Regions from separate parts of the Homo sapiens genome. Here region 1 is linked to region 2. Evidence: read pairs that join two places in POLR2A ChIA-PET (ENCODE). Cell type or tissue: GM12878. All regions are shown on one strand. Links, peaks and the distances in the headings refer to the core of each region. The heading gives the core; the rest is flanking DNA. Region 1 overlaps FBXL20 (F-box and leucine rich repeat protein 20). Region 2 overlaps CDK12 (cyclin dependent kinase 12).

The links. ChIA-PET counts read pairs that join two places held together with the same protein. Peaks named below come from ENCODE experiments on the same cell type or tissue, not always from the same donor. Only the 100,000 strongest peaks of a DNase experiment are listed, where the experiment ranks them.
Region 1: POLR2A ChIA-PET joins it to region 2 with 8 read pairs; 3 of 35 experiments call an interaction of 5 or more read pairs at or near these places.

Annotation. Positions count from the first base shown.
Region 1 is chr17:39,330,978-39,334,977 of GRCh38, reverse strand. The region is part of intron 2 of FBXL20 (F-box and leucine rich repeat protein 20); the gene reads left to right. Among named protein-coding and RNA genes, the nearest start is that of MIR548BC, 36 kb to the right of the region's middle. RefSeq lists an enhancer at 1,396-1,906. In GM12878, for the core only: no CTCF peak of the experiment used is centred there; no DNase peak of the experiment used is centred there.
Region 2 is chr17:39,482,804-39,491,593 of GRCh38, reverse strand. It overlaps CDK12 (cyclin dependent kinase 12), which reads right to left. Exons shown (of 14, transcript NM_016507.4): 3 at 861-1,037. Among named protein-coding and RNA genes, the nearest start is that of CDK12, 26 kb to the right of the region's middle. In GM12878, for the core only: no CTCF peak of the experiment used is centred there; a DNase peak (open chromatin) is centred at 4,153; H3K4me3 peaks cover 897 bases; H3K27ac peaks cover 2,173 bases.

The DNA.
Region 1 (4,000 bases), core at 1-4,000, 150 kb after region 2:
CTTACATACAACTGAGTTTTTGCTTACACATTCTTTAATTTCTTTTAATTTCTGTTCCAACGGTGTTTCACCATGTTAGCCAGGATGGTCTCAATCTTGTGACCTCAGGATCCACCCTCCTCAGCCTCCCAAAGTGCTGGGATTACAGGCATGAGCCACTGTGCCCAGCCCTCAAAGATTCCTTCTGAGGATGACGTTGATAACTGTAAAAATGACATTAAGTGATAAAGATTGCTTGAGTCTGCACTGTGCCCTTTTAGTTATAACATGCGGTTTCAGAATAAGGACTGTTATTACCTATAAGAATATGAAATTTTTTTAAAGGATTCAGGTAAAAAAGAATATGAAATTTTTTTCTCATTTTTTCAACTCTTCTGGTGTTGGGTCATAATTGTGATGTGATATATCCTCTGTAAGTGGGTAAGAGGTGAACTTTATGAACTGAAATGGCAAGCATGGATTAGCTGAATTTTTTTTTCGAATTTTTTTTTTTTTAATTTTTTTAGTATTTATTGATCATTCTTGGGTGTTTCTCGGAGAGGGGGATTTGGCAAGGTCATAGGACAATAGTGGAGGGAAGGTCAGCAGATAAACATGTGAACAAAGGTCTCTGGTTTTCCTAGGCAGTGGGCCCTGCTGCCTTCCGCAGTGTTTGTGTCCCTGGGTACTTGAGATTAGGGAGTGGTGATGACTCTTAACAAGCATGCTGCCTTCAAGCATCTGTTTAACAAAGCACATCTTGCACCACCCTTAATCCATTTAACCCTTAGTGGACACAGCACATGTTTCAGAGAGCACGGGGTTGGGGGTAAGGTTATAGATTAACAACATCCCAAGGCAGAAGAATTTTTCTTAGTACAGAACAAAATGGAGTCTCCTATGTCTACTTCTTTCTACACAGACACAGCAACAATCTGATCTCTCTTTCTTTTCCCCACATTTCCCCCTTTTCTGTTCGACCAAACTGCCATCGTCATCGTGGCCCGTTCTCAATGAGCTGTTGGGTATACCTCCCAGACGGGGTGGCGGCTGGGCAGAGGGGCTCCTCACTTCCCAGACGGGGTGGCTGCCGGGCGGAGGGGCTCCTCACTTCTCAGACGGGGCAGCCGGTCAGAGACGCTCCTCACCTCCCAGACGGGGTGGCGGCGGGGCAGAGACACTCCTCAGTTCCCAGACGGGGTCGCGGCCGGGCAGAGGCACTCTTCACATCTCAGACGGGGCGGCGGGGCAGAGGCGCTCCCCACATCCCAGATGATGGGCGGCCGGGCAGAGACGCTCCTCACTTCCTAGACGGGATGACGGCCGGGAAGAGGCGCTCCACACTTCCCAGACTGGGCAGCCGGGCAGAGGGTCTCCTCACATCCCAGACGATGGGTGGCCAGGCAGAGACGCTCCTCACTTCCTAGATGGGGTGGCGGCCGGGCAGAGGCTGCAATCTCGGCACTTTGGGAAGCCAAGGCAGGCGGCTGGGAGGTGGAGGTTGTAGCGAGCCGAGATCACGCCACTGCGCTCCAGCCTGGGCAACATTGAGCACTGAATGAGCGACACTCTGTCTGCAGTCCCGGCACCTCGGGAGGCCGAGGCTGGCAGATCACTCGCGGTCAGGAGCTGGAGACCAGCCCGGCCAACACGGGGAAACCCCGTCTCCACCAAAAAATACGAAAACCAGTCAGGCGTGGCGGCGCGCGCCTGCAATCCCAGGCACTCGGCAGGCTGAGGCAGGAGAATCAGGCAGGGAGGTTGCAGTGAGTCGAGATGGCGGCAGTACAGTCCAGCCTCGGCTGGGCATCAGAGGGAGACCGTGCAAAGAGGGAGACGGAGAGGGAGGAGGGAGAGGGAGAGGGAGAGCTGAATTTTTTTCCTTCTAAAATAGTAGAGAGCCAGGTGTGACTCAGGCCTATAATCTGAGCTACTTGGGAGGCTGAGGCAGGCGGATTGCTTCAGGCCAGGAGTTAGAGACCAGCCTGGGTAACATGGCTAGGCACTATCTCTTAAAAAAGAAAAAGGAAAAAGGCAGCAATTCATACTGTGTTGGGGTCCCCTAGATCCATCCACAGGTATGGTGATGTGCAGGAGGATCCACAGGACTCATCATGTAGTCATACACACAACTATGGTTTATTATAAGAAAGGATACAGCTGGGCACGGTGGCTCATGCCTGGAATCCCACCACTTTGGGAGGCCAAGGTGGGCAGATCATGAGGTCAGGAGATCGGGACCATTCTGGCTAACACGGTGAAACCCCATCTGTACTAAAAATACAAAACATTAGCCAGGCCTGGTGGCGGGCACCTGTAGTCCCAGCTACTTGGGAGGCTGAGGCAGGCGAATGGCGTGAACCCAGGAGGCGGAGCTTGCAGTGAGCCGAGATCACGTCACTGCACTCCAGCCTGGGCACAGAGCGAGACTCTGTCTTAAAAAAAAAAAAAAAAAAAAAAAAGATACAAAGAAAAATCAGCAAAGGGGAAAGGTGCACAGGTAAAATGTGTAGGAAACTAGAAGTAAGCTTCCGAGGGTCCTTTCCCAGTGGAACCACACAGGGTGCACTTAATTCCTCCAGGAGCAAGTTGTGACGACACATGTGAAATATTGTCCATTAGAGAAGTTCATCAGTGAATGGTAGGAACCCTTCCAAAATCCAGCGGCTTAGGTGCCATTCAGGGGCTAACCTTGCAAGCAGGCATTTCTAAAGATAGCATTCTTAGGCCTGCTCTGTTAACTCTTTTCTGCACATGTGCAATCTCATATTCATTTCAGAGAAGCTCGCACACAATGTTTTATATTTCTTGTAGCCTCTCCTTCGGTTTAAATTCTAGGAGTTGAAGGTGTGGAAAAATACAAGTCTGTGTTTTCCTTCCTTTGAAAAGCATTAATAGTTAAGAACATGGACTCTACAATCTGACTTCCTGGATTCTGTCATACACTTGCTGTTAATTGAGGACACAATGCTCGGCACATAGTAAATGCTATAAAATTGTTAGGCATGTATTGTTACATTGGTTCTACTTTTTACTCATAGACCATAAAGTGAGTTTATGCTGTTTATAAATTACCCAGTCTGAGGTATTTTGTTGTAGCAGGCCAAATGGATTAAATATAAAAGTATAAAATACAAAAACTGGTAATAGAAATATTCAAACCATTACAGTGCAGGGCTGTTTAGTTAATGAAGAGACAAACAGATTTAGTCATTTAGGAGAGTTTCTCTATGTGGGATGACAACCGATGTTCTTTATGAGGGACATTAGATGTATAGAAATAATTAAATTACCTTTCCTTAAACTTTAATGTGGATACAAACATTTGTTGAGTGCCTACAGTGTTCCAGGCATTATGCTGAAGATAGAAATAAACAATCACTGTCCTCAAGGAGCTCACAGGGCAGTAGAGAGAACAGGCATGGAAATAATCAATATAGAGCTAGAAAAGAGGTTTTGCCTAGGGCATTATAGCAATCTCACATGTAGGGCTTTAAACCTAGCATGGAGAGTTCAGAAAATGCTTCCCCAGAAATGAGACAAATGAGCTGTGACTTAAAGAGTAGTAGCCTGTATCTACAAAAAAATACAAAAATTAGGCTGAGCATGATACCTCCCACCTGTAATCCCAGCACTCTGGGAGGCCGAGGCGGGCAGAAAATCTGAGTCCAGGAGTTCGAGACCAGCCTGACTAACATGGTAAAACCCCATCTCTACTAAAAATACAAAAATTAGCCGGGCATGATGGCACACACCTGTAATCCCAGCTACTTGGGAGGCTGAGGCAGAAGAATCGCTTGAACCCCGGAGGTGGAGGCTGTAAAAAAATCATGCCACTGTACTCTAGCCTGGGCGCAGAGCGAGACTCTGTCTTAACAAAACAAAACGAAAATAAAAATTAGCCAGGTGTGGTGGCACATGCGTGTAGTCCCATGAGAGAGATTGTTGTGTTGAGTCCTTTTTGTGGGCAGAGGAAAAGGACTTTGATTCAGGTATGCTACAAGATTTGAGGCCCAAGCTC
Region 2 (8,790 bases), core at 2,462-6,461:
CTTTAACTATAAAATGGGAAATTAATCGCTACATGCTAAGGCTGCTATGAAAATATAAGGCCGGACGCGGTGGCTCACGCCTGTAATCCCAGCACTTTGGGAGGCCAAGGCGGTGGATTACCTGAGGTCAAGAGTTCGAGACCAGCCTGGCCAACATGGTGAAACCCCATCTCTACTAAAAATACAAAAATTAGCCTGGCGTGGTGGCACGTGCCTGTAATCCCAGCTACTCGGGAGGCTGAGGCAGGAGAGTTGCTTGAACCAGGAAGCCGAGGTTGCGGTAAGCAGAGATAGCATCACTGCACCCCAGCCTGGGCAACAAAGAACGCAACTCTGTCTCAAAAATGTGTATATATAAAACTACGACAATAATACGTGCTCAATAAATGATACCTATTTTTATTATTAAGAGAGAAATGCTAACAATCAGAAGATTAGACCCATATTTATACTCAATTTATGGCATGACAATTTATATGCTTTCAGGAAGAAAAATCCCATATCTATTAATTTTTGGTTAATGTGTACACGATTGACACATCCTGAATTTAAAAAGCTTTTATTCTTCCTTAGTACTCTAAATATTATGAATAAAAAAGACATAATGAGATAAACATTCATAGTATATCTGGATTTGGGAATTTTCTGTTGTTCTAAAAACATAGCTGGGTATCTGAGGGCATAGATGAATGACCTGAGTCTCCAAGAAAGGCTTTTGTCCATTAAAATAAAATTAAAAAATACTTTGGGACCAAACTTCTACGATCTTACTGGTGTGGGTTATAGAAGAAACATGAGAGATTTAGTTCAAAAGGAAGGGAGAAAACTATCATGAAAGACAGATTCCTCCAAAAACTCACTTTGGTCTCTTTTTATATGGTTGCTGAGGTGGTGTGATTGCCTTTGGTTCTGGAGAGTCTGGGGGAGACAGATCTCCACCAGGGAGCTCTGGAGGGAGAGGAAGGTCTGTGAGTAAGTGACGTGTCCTCTGTTCCTTCTCTTTCTTCACAGGTTTTGAAGGAAGAGTTTCTTTTGGACTAAACAATAAATGAGAAGAGATGACAAAATTACAATTAAAGATACGCAAATAAAAATTTTCAAAGATCATAATGCCTGGTTACGAAAAGGTTAGAAAGATCTAATTTTTAAGGAAAAAAACCTGTACTATAACATAAAAAAAAATAATTAATCACAACTAAAGATACTTAATTTTTTTCTTTTTTTTTTGAGACAGAGTATCACTCTGTCGCCCAGGCTAGAATGCAGTGGCGTGATCTTGGCTCACTACAACCTCTGCCTCCTGGGTTCAAGTGATTCTCCTACCTCAGCTTCCCAAGTAGCTGGGATTACAGGCGTGTGCCACCATGCCAGACTAATTTTTGTATTTTTAGTAGAGATGGGGTTTCACCATGTTTGCCAGGCTGGTCTTGAACTCCTGGTCTCAAATGATCCACGTGCCTCGGCCTCCCAAAATGCTGGGATTACAGGCGTGAGCCACCATGCCTGGCTGAGATAAATTTTATAAATAGAAATCTATAGTATATTTTAAAAACAATGAAATATTTGTGATATTACTTGCAGTTCCCTTTATCAAACTCTTAATATATCGTTCCTAAGATTTTATTTGGAGTTTTATTGAGATGAAATAAAATTCACCTGGGCATGGTGGCTCACCCCTGTGATCCCAGCACTTTGGGAGGCTGAGGCAAGAGGATTGCTTGAGGCCAGGAGTTTGAGACCACCCTGGAAAACACAGTGAGACTCCATCACTACAAAAAATTAAAAAAAAAAAAAAAAAATTAGGCCAGGCACGGTGGCTCAAGCCTGTAATCCCAGCACTTTGGGAGGCTGAGGCGGGCAGATCACGAGATCAAAAGTTCGAGACCAGCCTGGCCAACATAGGGAAACCCCATCTCTACTAAAACTACAAAAAATTAGCCGGGCATGGTAGCAGCTGCCTGTAATCCCAGCTACTCAGGAGGCTGAGGCAGGAGAATTGCTTGAATCGTTCCAGTGAGCCAAGATCGTGCCACTGCACTCCAGCCCAGGCAACAGTATGAAACTCCGTCTCAAAAAAAAAAAAAAAATTAGAACAGGCACAGTACTCATGCCTGTAATCCCAGCACTTTGGGAGGCTGAGGTGGGCAGATCACTTGAGGTCAAGAGTTGAAGATCAGCCTGGCCAGCCTGGTGAAACCCTGTCTCTACTAAAAATATAGAAACTGGCCAGGCACGGTGGCTCACGCCTGTAATCTTAGCACTTTGGGAGGCCAAGGTGGGCAGACTGCCTGAACTCAGGAGTTCGAGACCAGCCTGGGCAATACAGTGAAACCCCATCTCTATTAAAATACAAAATTTAGCTGGGTGCACCTGTACTCCCAGCTACTCAGGAGGCTGAGGCAGGAGAACTGCTTGAACCCCAGGGGTGGAGGTTGCAGTGAGCTGAGATCGCGCCACTGCACTCCAGCCGGAGAGACAGAGTGAGACTCCATCTCGAAAAAAAAAAAAAAAAAATTAACTGGGTGTGGTGGTGTAATTCCAGCTACTCGAGAGGCTGAGGCAGGAGAATTGCTTGAGCCTAGGAGGAGGAGGTTGCAGTGAGCTGAGATCGCACGACTGCACTCCAGCCTGGGTGACAAGACTCTGTCTCAAAAATAATTAGCTGGACATGGTGGTATAAGTGTGTGTTTCCAGCTACTTGGGGGCAGATGGCAACCGGCAGTCCTGGGGTGGGAGCATCATTTGAGCCCAGGAAGTCAAAGCTACAGTGAGCCATCACCATGCCATTGCACTCCACCCTGGGCAACAAAGGGCAGCTCTGTCTCGAAAAATAAAAAATTTAAAAATAGAAATAAAATGCAGGAAGTAATTTTCTTAAATTCACAAAGTATCACTGCAACTCGTGGAGTTCATCGAATTTACTCTACATTTTAGCAAAGATTTAACAAACAAGAAGAGCTCAACAATTTAATACTACTCTATCGCTAAAGAGGTGCAAAAATCTTGGAAAAAAGAAATAGTATTTTAGAATGCTTTCCCTGTAAAAAATATAAATTGCCGAAGATATTTACAAAAAAATAGAAATATAGCTAAGTTGTAAGTCAAAACTAATAAAAAATATACTGAATCATTCCGTTCACTTCAAAGCAGAAGGCAAACCTGACCAGCCAAAATAGACAATCATCAAACTAAAAATCTAAAGAAAAAGGGTCCAAGCAACTATTTCAGAATTATTAAGGCACCTGGTGGCAGAAGCCTCTCCCAGTAATCAGTAAATTATAGTAGTCAGTGGGGTTTTGTAGAAAGATAGGTTTCCAGGAATAGATCAGAAAAGTCAGTTTTCAATCTTTTTTTTTTTTTGAGACAGGGACTCACTTTGTTGCCCAGGCTGGAATGCAATGACACAATCATGGCTCACTGCAGCCTCAATTTCCCGGGCTCAAGCAACACTTTCACCTTAGCCTCCTAAGAAGCTGGGACCACGGCACACACCAACACACCCAGCTAATTCTTGAAATTTTTTGTAGAGACAAGGTCTTGCCATATTGCCCAGGCTAGTCACAAAATCCTGGACCTCCCCAAGTGATGCTCTTGCCTCGCCTCCTACCACGTATGGCCCAGATACAATTTTTTGCCTATCTCAATTTATTAATAAGTGGTAGAGAAATTTTGTGCCAAGAGCCAGGTGTGGTGGCTCATGCCCGTAATACCAACACTTTGGGAGGCCAAGGCAGGCGGATCAGTTGAGCCCAGGAGTTCAAGACCAACCTGGCCAACATGGTGAAACCTCATCTCTATTAAATAAAGATACAAAAATTAGCTGGGCATGGTGGCATGTGCCTGTAGTTCCAGCTACTTGTGAGGCATGAGAATTGCTTGAACTGGGGAGGTCAAGGTTGCAGTAAGCCGAGATCGTGCCACTGCACTCCAGCCTGGGTGACAGGGCAAGACTTTATCTCAAAAAAAAAAAAAAAAAAAAAAAAAAATTGTGTCATGCACATCCTCAGAAAAAATAAGACATCTATAGTACAACAGACTAACTCATGTCTACAAATAAAATCAGGCCAGATAGGTCTTCTCTATTCCTTCACAGTATCAGATGGTTGAAAAAGATCTGAGAACCTTAACCACAGGCAATCTTCTCTATTTTTATGACAGGTAGTTATAAAGGAAAATATTGGTGCTTTGCATGAATATTTCCTAGACCACAAAGATCTATCTCTTGCAATGTATCTTTTTAAAGAATACTGTTAACCCTTGTGTGTGAATTTTCCATAAAAGAATGTCATTTACTCAAAATATAAGAACATAAATCTCAACAGCTATTGACTCCTGCCAATTTTTATCGTTTTAATCCCTTGTAAATCAGACAGAACAATACAATATAGGTTAGTTTGTACCACATCAACCAGAACTGGGATAGTCAGTGGAGTAGATAATGATCATCTGAAACTTTCTGTTGAAATACTGGGAGAGATGAACATGCAACATTATTATAATCTGCACTCAGATTTTTCCATCCTAGAAACAAAACTTATTATCAGAAAACTCTTTGAGTCACAATGTAATATAGATTCTTTTTTTTTGAGACGGAGTCTCCCTCTATTGCCCAGGTTGGAGTACAGTGGTGCAATCTTGGCTCACTGCAACCTCTGCCTCCTGGGTTCAAGTGATTCTGCTACCTCAGCCTCCCAAGTAGCTGGGACTACAGGCGTGTGCCACTACGCCCGGCTAGTTTTTTGTATTTTTAGTAGAGATGGGGTTTCACCATATTGGCCAGGCTGGACTCGAACTCCTGACCTCATGATCTGCCCACCTCAGCCTCCCAAAGTGCTGGGATTACAGACATGAGCCACCGCACCCCACCAACATAGATTTTTTAAATTATTCTAATTTTTAAGATGTTCAGCGAAAAAAAACTTGTAATTTCTCAACCACTGTCGGAATATTCTTTACAAATCTCAATTCCTCATTATTCAAAACAGATTTCTTCTTGGTTTGGCTTCACTAGAAGAACAAGAAAAATCAGGCTGAGCATGGTGACTCATGCCTGTAATCCCACTACTTTGGGAGCCAAGGCAGGAAGATTGCTTGAGCCCAGGAGTTCAAGACCAGCCTGAGCAACATAGTGAGACCTTATCTCTAAAAAAAATAAACAAAGTTAGCTGGGAGTGGTGGCATGCACTTCTGGTCCCAGCTACTATCGAGGCTGAAGCGAGAGGATCACTTGAGCCAGGGAAGGAGGCCAAGGTTGCAGTGAGCCATGATTGTGCCACTGCACTCCAGTCTAAGTGACAGAGCAAGATTCTGTTTCACAGAAAAAAAAAAAAAAAAAAAAAAGAGGCAGGGTGCAGTGGCTCATGTCTGTAATCCCAGCACTTTGGGAGGCCAAGCGGGCGGATCACCTGAAGTCAGGAGTTCAAGACCAGCCTAGCCAACATGGTGAAACCGCATCTCTACTAAAAGTACAAAAATTAGCTGGGCATGGTGGTGCACTCCCAAAATCCCAGCTACTTGGGAACCTGAGGAAGGAGAATCGCTTCAACCCAGGAGGCAGAGGTTGCAGTGAGCCAAGATCACCCCACTGCACTCCAGCCTGGGCGACAGAGCAAGACTCTGTCTCAAAAAAAAAAAAAGAAAAAGAAAAAAGAAAAATTAAGGTATTTTAATTGTGTCATCATCATTTCAAATAAATTCAGTCTATGGTTTTTTGTCTGTTTGGAGACAGGATCTTGCTGTGTCACCCAAGCTGGACTGTAGTGGTGCAATCATAGCTGACTGCAGCCTCGAGGCTCAAGTGATCTACCCACTACAACATTCCAAGCAGCTGAGACTACAGGTGCATACCACCACAGCTGCTTTTTTTTTTTTTAAGAGACAGGGGCCAGGCACAGTGGCTCATGCCTATAATCCCAGCACTTTAGGGGGCCGAGGCCGGGGATCATGAGGTCAGGAGATCAAGACCATCCTGGCAAACATTGTGAAACCCTGTCTCTACCAAAATACAAAAAAAATTAGCCAGGCGTGGTGGCACCCGCCTGTTAGTCCCAGCTACTCAGGAGGCTGAGGCAGGGGAATCACCTGAACCCGGGAGGTGGAGATTAGTGAGCTGAGATTGAGCCACTGCACTCCAGCCTGGCGACAGAGTGAGACTCTGTTTCCCAAAAAAAAAAAAAAAAAAAAAAGGGGGGGGATGCCTAAGCTCTGGTCTCAAACTCCCACCTGAAGCAATCCTCCAGCTTGGCCTCCTAAAGTGCTGGGATCACAGGCATCAGCCACCATGCCCAGCCAATCTGTGTTTCATATTTTTGTTTTCTCCAATGTTTACTTTATGAGCTCAAATAAAGTACTAATACAGATTAGGTACTCTCTTATCCACAATGCCTCAAACCAGAGTGTCTGAACTTTTTTTTTTTTTTTTTTTGAGACAGAGTCTCGCCCTGTCGCCCAGGCTGGACTGCAGTGGCGCGATCTCAGCTCACTGCAAGCTCCGCCTCCTGGGTTCACGCCATTCTCCTGCCTCAGCCTCCCGAGTAGCTGGGACCACAGGCACCCACCATCACGCCTGGCTAATTTTTTGTATTTTTAGTAGAGACGGGGTTTCACCATGTTAGCCAGGATGGTCTCGATCTCCTGACCTCGTGATCCGCCCGCCTCGGCCTCCCAAAGTTCTGGGATTACAGGCGTGAGCCACCGCACCCGGCCTGAGTGTTTCAAATTTTTAAAATTTTTAGATTTTGGATTATTTGCATTATACTGGATGAGCATATTCAATGCAAAAATCTGAATACTGAAATGCTCCAATGAGCATTTCCTTTGAGTATCATGTCAGCGCTAAAAATGTTCCTGATTTTGGAGGATTTCTAGATTTTTGGATTAGGGATATTGAACATGTATGAAAAATGTATACTGCTTCTAAAATATTACATTTTTAGCATGTTTATTTCAAGACAGAATGAGTATTTGATAGGTTATGTCCTACCAGTTCAGGATATACAATTTGAATAGAGGTCAAATCCTGTTTCAGTAAATTCCAATGTACTAAAAACCTTGAAAATTTAATGACAGCCTCAAAACTACAATGCTTAACATTATCACCTTTAGCATAGGACACTCAGTATTATAAAGGGTTGCGGACATGTGGTACATGCAAAGTGAGTCTATCATAGGGGAGCAGATACTATACATCACAGTCATTACTTGAAAAGTCACTACCAGGAAGCGCTGATGTACCCTAACTATATCAGTATTTCCTAGTTCCCCATTTATACCTATACACAAATTCACATGTGGTAATTAGGTTTCATAATACATGTGTAATTTAAAAACCTACCAAGCTCTAGGACTGCCAAACTTTTAGAATATGAATAGTATTTTGGAATCTGAACTGAATCTGTGGGTGTAATGGAAACACTTCTAATAAAAATACTGTTAATAAAAAAAGAATATAGACCAGGAATGGTGACTACGGCCTGTAGTCCCAGCTCTTTGGAATGCCGAGGTAGGCATATCACTTAAGGCCAGGAGTTTGAGACCAGCATGGCCAACATGGTGAAACCCTGTCTCTTCTAAAAATACAAAAACTTAGCCAAGTGTGGTAGCTCATGCCTGTAATCCCAGCCACTTGGGAAGTTGAGGCATGAGAATCACTTGAACCTGGAGGCAGCAGTTGCAGTGAGCCAAGATCATGCCACTGCACTCCAGCCTGGGCAACAGAGCAAGATCCTGTCTCAAACAAAAAAAAAAGAAAAAATATAAAATTTATAAATATTTACGCCAGGGGTGGTGGCTCACGCCTGTACTCTCAGCACTTTGGGAGGCCAAGGTAGGCGGATCATGAGAGTAAGAATCCGCCTCAAAAAATAAATAAATAAATAAATAAATAAATAAATAAATAAATAAATTGTAACTGTTTAAAAAACACTAAATTTTTCAATGAGATAATTTGCCCATTTTAACAGCGTAAACTACTTTAAATATAATCCTTTATCTCCTTCCCCTTGAAGTTGGTTGTTTAAAACATGATTTCAGACCAGGCACGGTGGCTCATGCCTGTAATCCTAGCACTTTAGAAGGCCAAGGAAGGTGTATTCCTTGTGTCTAGGAGTTCTACTACCCTGGACAACACAGTCAAACTCCATCTCTACAAAAAAGTACAAAAATTAGCCAGGCATGATGGCACGTGCCTGTAGTCCAAGCTACTTGAGAGGCTGAGGTGGAAAGATCGCTCCAGCCTAGCAGGTAGAGGATACTGTGAGCTGTGCACAGGCCACTGAACTCCAGCATGGGCGACAAAGGGAAAACTTGTCTCTTAAAAAAAAAAAAGAAAAGAAACAGTGATTTCACCACTATTTACAAACTTTTATCAAAAATTTAGTTGAGCCAGGGCGAGGTGGCTCACGCCTGTAATGCCAGCACTTTGGGAGGCCAAGGCGGGTGGATCACTTGAGGACAGGAGTTCGAGACCAGCCTGACCAACATGGTGAAACCCCGTCTCTACGAAAAATACAAAAATTAGCCAGGCGTGGTGGCACAAGCCTGTAACCCCAGCTATTCAGGAGACTGAGGCAGCAGAATCACTTAAATCCAGGAGGCGAAGGTTGCAGTGAGCCGAGATCATGCCACTGTACTCCAGCCTAGAGGACAGAGTGAGACTCCGTTTCAAAAAAAAAAAAAAAAAAAAATTTAGTTGAGGCAGGCATAGTGGCTCTCACCTGTAATCCCAGCACTTTGAAAGGCTGAGGCAGGTGGATTGTTTGAGGCCAGGAGTTAGATAACAGCCTAGCCAAT